2 separate regions of the Homo sapiens genome follow, and region 1 is linked to region 2. Evidence: chromatin contacts called from ENCODE Hi-C or POLR2A ChIA-PET data. All regions are on one chromosome and are shown on one strand. The core of a region is the stretch at or near the end of the contact, and the rest is flanking DNA. Distances in the headings are between cores, read along the strand shown.

What was found. A loop is a pair of places that touch in the nucleus more often than their neighbours do. ChIA-PET counts read pairs that join two places held with the same protein, here RNA polymerase II (POLR2A). Pooled maps may share reads with other maps.
Region 1: POLR2A ChIA-PET joins it to region 2 with 10 read pairs in Panc1. The contact joins the enhancer-like site here to the promoter of WBSCR23 in region 2. A Hi-C loop is called at or near these places in 5 of 50 pooled maps. POLR2A ChIA-PET finds 5 or more read pairs at or near these places in 12 of 52 experiments (A549, Caco-2, H1 and 8 more).

The regions. Positions count from the first base shown.
Region 1 is chr7:74,570,564-74,574,532 of GRCh38, forward strand. The region is part of intron 22 of GTF2IRD1 (GTF2I repeat domain containing 1); the gene reads left to right. Among named protein-coding and RNA genes, the nearest start is that of MIR10525, 23 kb to the right of the region's middle. Within about 2 kb of position 2,344, at least 4 of the 41 ENCODE cell types and tissues checked have a DNase peak (open chromatin) inside an H3K27ac peak, as active enhancers do.
Region 2 is chr7:74,530,901-74,534,532 of GRCh38, forward strand. It overlaps WBSCR23 (Williams-Beuren syndrome chromosome region 23), which reads left to right and starts at 1,692. Exons shown (of 1, transcript XR_007060383.1): 1 at 1,692-2,313. The region is part of intron 9 of GTF2IRD1 (GTF2I repeat domain containing 1); the gene reads left to right.

The DNA of each region.
Region 1 (3,969 bases), core at 1,094-3,593, 40 kb after region 2:
GGATCGCTTGAGCCCAGGAAGTCAAAGCTGCAGTAAGCTGTGATCACACCACTGCACTCTAGCCTGCGAGACAGAATGAGACCTTGTCTTTCAAAAAAAAATTCTAGAATTGTTCTTGAATAGCAGTGGTTAACGTTTTTTAAAAGCTTTGGAAGGTAGTGAACTCCCCGTCACTGGAGGCATTTAAGCAGAGGTTGAGCTGCCACTCACTAGAGAGGCCGCTTCCTATAGGGCTTGCTGCAGGAGAGGAGAAAGGGACAAGAGAGCCCTGCCGGTTTTGGAGGGGCTGTGGGGAGGACTAAAACCAAGGAGGGGCCCCTCTACCCACCAAATCCACTTCTCTTTGCTGCCCCGCCACCAGCTCCCCACAGCTCCTCCCTGCGTATGGGCCCAGCCACCCTTCTCCAGTTCCCTTTTGGGCAAACACGAGGGCTCTCCCCGGACCCAGGCCAGCTTCCGCTCCTTTTAGTTCTCCTCTCACCCTGGGGGTACAGCAGTCCCTGCCAGCTTGAGGGGACTGTGGGAAGGCAGCGCCCCACCTCTCCTTCCCCAGAGCAGGGGCTCCAGACCCCAGGGATGTGGCAGAGCTGCCAACTTCCTGTGTGACTCCAGCAAGTCAGGCTTGCCTACCTGGGCCTCAGTTTCCCTACTTGTAAAATGAGAAGAATTGCCCACGCCACGTCTGCCTCCCCTGGGGCCACCCTGGAGTGCATGACCAGGTGAGAAGGAGGGATGGGCTGTCATGAGTGGGAGGTGGTGAGGCAGAGAGACTGGCCAGGATGGAGCGGGGACAGCCTGGGAGGCCTGGCTTTGCAGCATGGACAGGGCCCTTCAGGCCTGGCCCTGGTAAGCTCTTCTGCTGACGTCCCCATAGCGGAGGAACCCGTACAGCCCCACTGGTCGGGGCCAAGCTCTTGGTGGGCTCCAGTTTTATCTAGGACATCCCCACATCGTCTCCTCTGTAAACGTTCCACTTTCATCTCAGTTTAAGGAACTATGTCAAATTACATGCTGCTAGCTGGGCACAGTGGCTCACGCCTGTAATCCCAGCACTTTGGGAGGCCAAGGCAGGAGGGTCACTTGCATCCAGGAGTTCGAAACCAGCCTGGGAAACATAAAGAGATCCTGTCTCGACAAAAAATAAAAAATTAGCCAGGCATGGTGGCGTGTGCCTATAGTCCCAGCTACTCAGGAGGCTGAGGTGGGAGGATCCCTTGACCCTGGGAGTTGGAGGCTGTAGTGGGCTATGATTTTGTCATTGTACTCCAGCCTGGGCAACAGAGTGAGACCTTGTCTCAAAAAAAAAAAATTACATGCCACCGAGGAAGATCATTCCACTTACACTCACCTCTCACCCCCACCAGAATTGTTTGAGGCCCATTTTGAGAAGCTCAGCTGTGGGTGAAATGCCTGCCAGGCACAGGGCTGTGATCCCTTTTCAGGGGGTACAAGTGGAGAAAAGCCAGAAGCCTCAAATACAGTAGCACCACTTGTCATTGTCCTCTTTGATCTCCTGCTAAGCCTCTCTCTTCTGTGGGGTCTCCTGTCACCCAGTGGGTGCTATGGTGGGATGGGCTTCCTGGAGAGGATGACCTGAGCCAGGCCTGGATGCTAGTGTAGGACTGACCTCTGCAGAGGGTACTGGGGTGGACATGGGGAGGGACTGAAGAGCGGCAGGCACAGGAACAGGTCCCTTTTTGCCTTCTCAGGAAGAAGTACCATCACTTCTGAGCTGTGTGATCTTGGATAAGTTAACCTACTATCTCTGATCTTGGATAAGTTAACTTGCTATCTCTGATCTTGGATAAGTTAACTTGCTACCTGTGATCTTGGATAAGTTAACTTACCATCTCTGATCTAGATAAGTCAACTTACTATCTCTGATCTTGGATAAGTTAACTTGCTTGTCTCTGATTTTAGATAAGTTAACTTACTGTCTTTGATCTTGGATGAGTTAACTGTCTTTGGGTCTCCATTTCTTTGACGTGATACAGAACAAGGACATCCTCCATGATCCTCCCTTCTGCTGCCCAAGACTTGAGAGTCATTTCCTTGTCGCCAATCACACACAGGCACACACCCTCTGGCCCCTGCCTCCCTCTCTCAGCCTTCCCCACCCCCTCTCTACCCTTCCAACTCTGTCTTGAGCTCTTGAAAGCTCAAAATAAAGCCACCCTTTCTCAAGTTTCTAAAGATATCACAATTCCAGCGCCAGCCACATGTTTCTCCACTGAATTATCTCTGCTTGTCTTTGTTAATTAGGGTTCAGTAATGATCTCCCTTCTGCCTTCCCAGGGAGAGCTGGCATCTGCGGGGCGGGGCTTGGAGGCCTTTGTGGGCAGACGAGACGCCCTACTGCCGGGCCCAGAGTTGGCCCGACGCCTCCTTTCTTCTGAAGTGGCAGAGTGGGCCATGAAATGATGGCATGTTGGGGAGACCCTGCCCTTTTCTGGCTGGTGGGGACTTAGCTGGGGTCATTGCAACACCATTCTGCCCCCCAACCTTCCACACGTCGGGGAAGGGAACTCCAAGGTTTTTAGCCTTTATTAGATGGGCTTCCAGGCTGGGTGCGGTTGCTTACACTTGTCATCCCAGCACTGTGGGAAGTTGAGGCAGGCGGATTGCTTGAGCAATCCTGGAGTTCGAGACCAGCCTGGGCAACATGGCAAAATCCCATCTTGACAAAAAATGAGCCAGGCATGAGGGCACATGCCTGTAGTCCCAGCTACTCAGGAGGTTAAGGCAAGAGGCTCACTTGAGCCCAGGAGGTTGAGGCTGTGGTGAGCCGTGATCGTGCCACTGCCCACCAGCCTGGGCAACAGAGCAAGACCTTCTCTCAAAAAAAAAAAAAACGATTAAAATTTAAAATAGACAGGGGCTTTCCGGACCCGAAAGGGAGCAGGGTTGGGGGCGCCTTTAGAGTCTTTTGCAACATCCCAGAAAGCCTCCCAGAAACCCTTTCCCCAGCGAAGACCACCCAAGCTGACAAGAGCAACCAGCACCTTTATTTGGGCTGGAATGAGATCAGCACCGAGGGGTCGCCAGGCACCTTGTGCAGAACAGAAGCTGATGCGTGTGTCTGAGCCATAGAAGTAGAGCAGGGGCAGGGTGGTAACCATGGCTCAGCACATGTGGTTTACTGGGTGTACCCGATCCTTCCAGCCTTGTGGGGAGGGGTGTGGGGACAAAAGAGGAGGGAGGTGGAGGTTGGGGGCCATGCAGGCCTAGCCCTCTAAGAACCTTCGTGTCATGGAGAGGGCTCAGCACCACCCACAGCAGACTTCGTGTGGCCCCAACAGAGGCCTTGGGGGCGCAGGTGCAGTCACTCATTTGTGCACAGGCCCAGGTGTCTCACTGGGGCCAGCACTGTGCCAGATACTGGTCTTTTATTATTATTTCATTATTCTTTTTGTTTGTTTCTGTTTTGTTTTGTCTTTGAGACAGAGTTGCGCTCTTATTGCCCAGGCTGGAGTGCAGCAGTGCAATCTCAGCTCACTGCAACCTCCGCCTCCCGGGTTCAAGCAATTCTCCTGCCTTAGCCTCCTGAGCATCTGGGATTACAGGCATGCACCACCACACCAAGCTAATTTTTTTTTTTTTTTTTTTTTTTGTATTTTTAGTAGAGACTGGATTTCACCATGTTGGCCAGGCTGGTCTCGAACTCCTGACCTCAGGTGATCCACCTGCCTCGACCTCCCAAAGTGCCGGGATTACTGGTGTGAGCCACTGAGCCCGGCCTCATTATTCTTATTTAATATTTTTGTAGGACAGCATCTTGCTTCATTGCCCAGGCTGGTCTAGAACTCCTGGCTTCAAGGGATCTCACCGCCTTGGTTTCCCAAAGTGCTGGGATTACAGGCGTGAGCCACTACACCGGGCCTAGATACTGGAATTTTTTTTTTTTTTTTTTTTTAAGGCAGGGTCTCTCTCTGTCACTCAGGCTGGAGTGCAGTAGCACGATCACGGCTC
Region 2 (3,632 bases), core at 442-2,941:
TCTGCAAAATATTTAAAAAGTTAGCCAGGCATGGTGGCAGGTACCTGTAGTCCCAGCTACTTGGAGGCTGAGATGGGAGGATCACTTGACCACAGGAGTTCGAGACTGCAGTGAGCTATGATCGTGCCACTGCACTCCAGCCTGGGTGACAGAGTGACACCCCATCTCAAAAAATAAAAAATAGGCCAGGCATGGTGGCCTGGATTACGCCTGTAATCCCAGCACTTTGGGAGGCCAGGATGAGTGGATCACCTGAGGTCAAGAGTTTGAGACCAGCCCGGCCAACATGGTGAAACTCCGTCTCTACTAAACATACAAAAATTAGCCAGGTGTGGTGGCGCACGCCTGTAGTCCCAGCTACTCGGGAGGCTGAGGCATGAGAATGGCTTGAATTCGGGCGACAGAGATTGCAGTGAGCCAAGATGGCACAACTGCACTCCAGCCTGGGTGACAGCGAGAATCCATCTCTAAATAAATAAATTAAACATAGAATAACCAGGCCTGATAATTGTCCATGCCTCATAGTGTTGATCGGAGAGTAAATTACCAGATGTGGATGAAATGCTTAGAACAGTGGCTACAGCTTCAGAGCCTCCAAGTACACTTTTTTCTATTACACACCCCAGCCTCATCATTTAACCATCTGAGATCATGCTGGCAAAAGTGAGTCAGGAGAGGAGGGCTTAAAAAGGAGCCAGGGGCTGAGCACAGTGGCTTACGGCCTGTAATCCCAGCACTTTAGGAGGCCAAGGTAGGCGGATCACTTGAGCCTAGGAGTTCAAGACCAGCCTGGCCAACGTAGCAAGACCCCATCTCCAAAAAGAAAAAAAAAAAGTGGGGGGAGCCAGGAGGTAGAGTCTCTGCCCTGGCCCAGGTATCTGCAGGGTATGCACCATCTGGGAGTCAGAAGTGCTTTCTACAAGGCCTGAGGGTCTTGTTATTGGTGGTACAGCTCTCTGCCCCCCACCTCTGCCCCAACCCCAACTCATGCCAAGTTCTGGCCTCCTACTTCTCATGTCTGTATTCCTACTGGGATACAATAGAATCCCCCAGGGCTGTGGGTTCACACCTCAGGGGCAGATATATTGGTTCTAGCTAAGCCAGAACTTAGGAGGAGAAAGTATCTGGAGAAGATTTCTAGAACTCAGAACTGTGCTTAGAGGCTGGCCAGCGACCCCTTGGTCAGTGCCTATCATGTGGGCCTTCCAGTCCGGGCAGCCCGTGAGGGCATCTGACCGCTCCCTGACATCTGCCTCCACCCCCAATGCCCCCCCAGGGAATGGTGTAAGTCCCTGATGCTGTCTCGAACCCACATCTCCCCGACCCTGTTCTCCCTGATAAATAAATAAAACTGTAAATAATAAAACTGCAGGCTGGGCACAGTGGCTTACACTTGTAATCCTAGCACTTGGAAAGGCTGAGACAGGAGGATCACTTGAGGCCAGGAGTTTGAGACCAACCTGGGCAATATAGTGAGACCCTATTTCTACAAAAAATAAAATAAATAGCCAGGCCTGGTGGTATGCACCTGTAGTCCTAGCTACTGAGGAGGCTGACGGAGGAGGATCACTTGAGCCCAGGAATTGGAGGCTGCAGTGAGCTATGATCACGCCACTGCACTCCAGCCTGGGCGACAGAGCCAGACCCTATCTCTGAAAACAATAATAAAACGACAACCAATGCTGACTGTGTCTCCATCACTGGGTGGGGCTGAGGAAGCAGGCCTCAGAAAGGAAGCCAGTTTTCCCCCAAAATTATTCCCTGAGGCTGCCTCTGGGCCTGTGGATCCAGATGTGTGGGGGCCTTCAGGAGTGGCAGGGGAGTGGGGCCTCCAGCGTGAAAACAGAAGTCACCGTCAGCCTTGCACCCCCGGCTCTGCCTCCCAGGACTGGTGTTTTTGCCTCTGTTTTAATTTCCTGCTGGGTCCTCCCTTGGACATTGTCAGGTATGCAGGCTGGGACATCCCTTCTTTCCTCCTACATTCCCCCTAGAGCCCAAGGCTCTGTCCGTGGTCCAGCCACTCCATGGCAGGGAAGCTGTACCTCCATAATCAGCTGCCTGAGGGCCCCTGACCCACCACCAGGCACCACCCTGGTGGGGCTGAGGTTAGAAGGGAAAGAATGCCAGAACTCCAGTCCTGGAGGCAGGAGAGTGTGTGAGCCCAGCCCCGCCCTCTCAGACTCTCAGACCTTTATTTCATCCTCATTTTCCTGGCTAGAGGTTCCATGCATCATTTTTTTTTTTTTTTTTTTCAGATGGAGTCTCACTCTATTGCCCAGGCTGGAGTGCAGTGGTGCTATGTCGGCTCACTGAAACCTCCGCCTCTCAGGTTCAAGCAATTCTCCTGCCTCCGCCTCCCAAGTAGCTGGGATTACAGGCATGCACCACCACACCTGGCTAGTTTTTGTATTTTTAGTAGAGACGGGGTTTCACCATGTTGGCCAGGCTGGTCTCAAACTCCTGACCTCAGGTGATCCACCTGCCTGGGCTTCCCAAAGTACTGGGATTATAGGCTTGAGCCACCACGCCCGGCTGGTTCCATGCATCTTACCTGGATGACTTGGGTCCCTAAATGGGCCCCTGGGTGCCCAGCCTCCCCTCCTCCAATACATTCTCTGATAATCTGACCTTGTCATGACCATTGGGGCACCTGTTGCCCACAGGGTAGAGGCCAGGTGCCTGAGGACAGCACTGAAGGCCGTGCACCTCCACCTCCAGCCTCCAGTCACCTCACCTAGCTCACTGCTCTCTCTCCTGCAAAGTCTCTCCTGCTTCCCTCCCTAAGGGAAGGGCTGGCCGCTCACTGCTTGGGCCCCCTTGATTTCTAAGACACCTGTGAAGGGTCCCACAAGGCCAGGCACAGTGGCTCTTGTCTGTAATCCCAGCGCTCTGGGAGGCTGAGGCAGGAGGATCACTTGAGGTCAGGAGTTCAATGTGGACAACACAGTAAGACCCTGTCTCTACAAAAAAATTTAAAACTTAGCTGGCATTGGTGGCGCATGCCTATAGTCCCAGCTACTTGGGAGGTTGAGGTAGGAGGATCGCTTGAACCCAGGAGTTCAAGTCTGCAGTGAGCTATGATTGCACCACTGCACTCCAGCCTGGGTGATAGAGCAAGACCCCAACTCAAAAAAAAAAAAAAGGATCCCACGGTTCACCTTGTGCTGCCACGATCGGTTGGCAGCTCTGCTCTGTGCCGTCCTGTGCCTGTCACTGAGTAAGATGCAGGAGAAGTTGGGCAAAAGCCCTCAGGATAAACGAATAAGTCATTCAGAGTAGGTGCTGGTGGGAAATGGGCTTGAGTCACTCACCTGGGGCCAGAAGAGGCCCCCAGGGAGTTGTGAGCAGATTAGACCCTCCAAGACCGCCCCAGGGGTTGGCCCATGCTTTCCCTAACTGTGCAAAAATGGTTTGGGATAGGCTGGGTGCCGTGGGTCACGCCTGTAATCCCAGCACTTTGGGAGGCTGAGGCAGGTGGATCACCTCAAGTCAGGAGTTCGAGACCAGCCTGGCCAACATGGTGAAACCCCATCTCTACTAAAAATACAGAAATTAGCTGGGTGTGGTTGCACACGCCTGTAATCCCAGCTACTCAGGAGGCTGAGGGAGGAGAATCCCTTGAACCCGGGAGG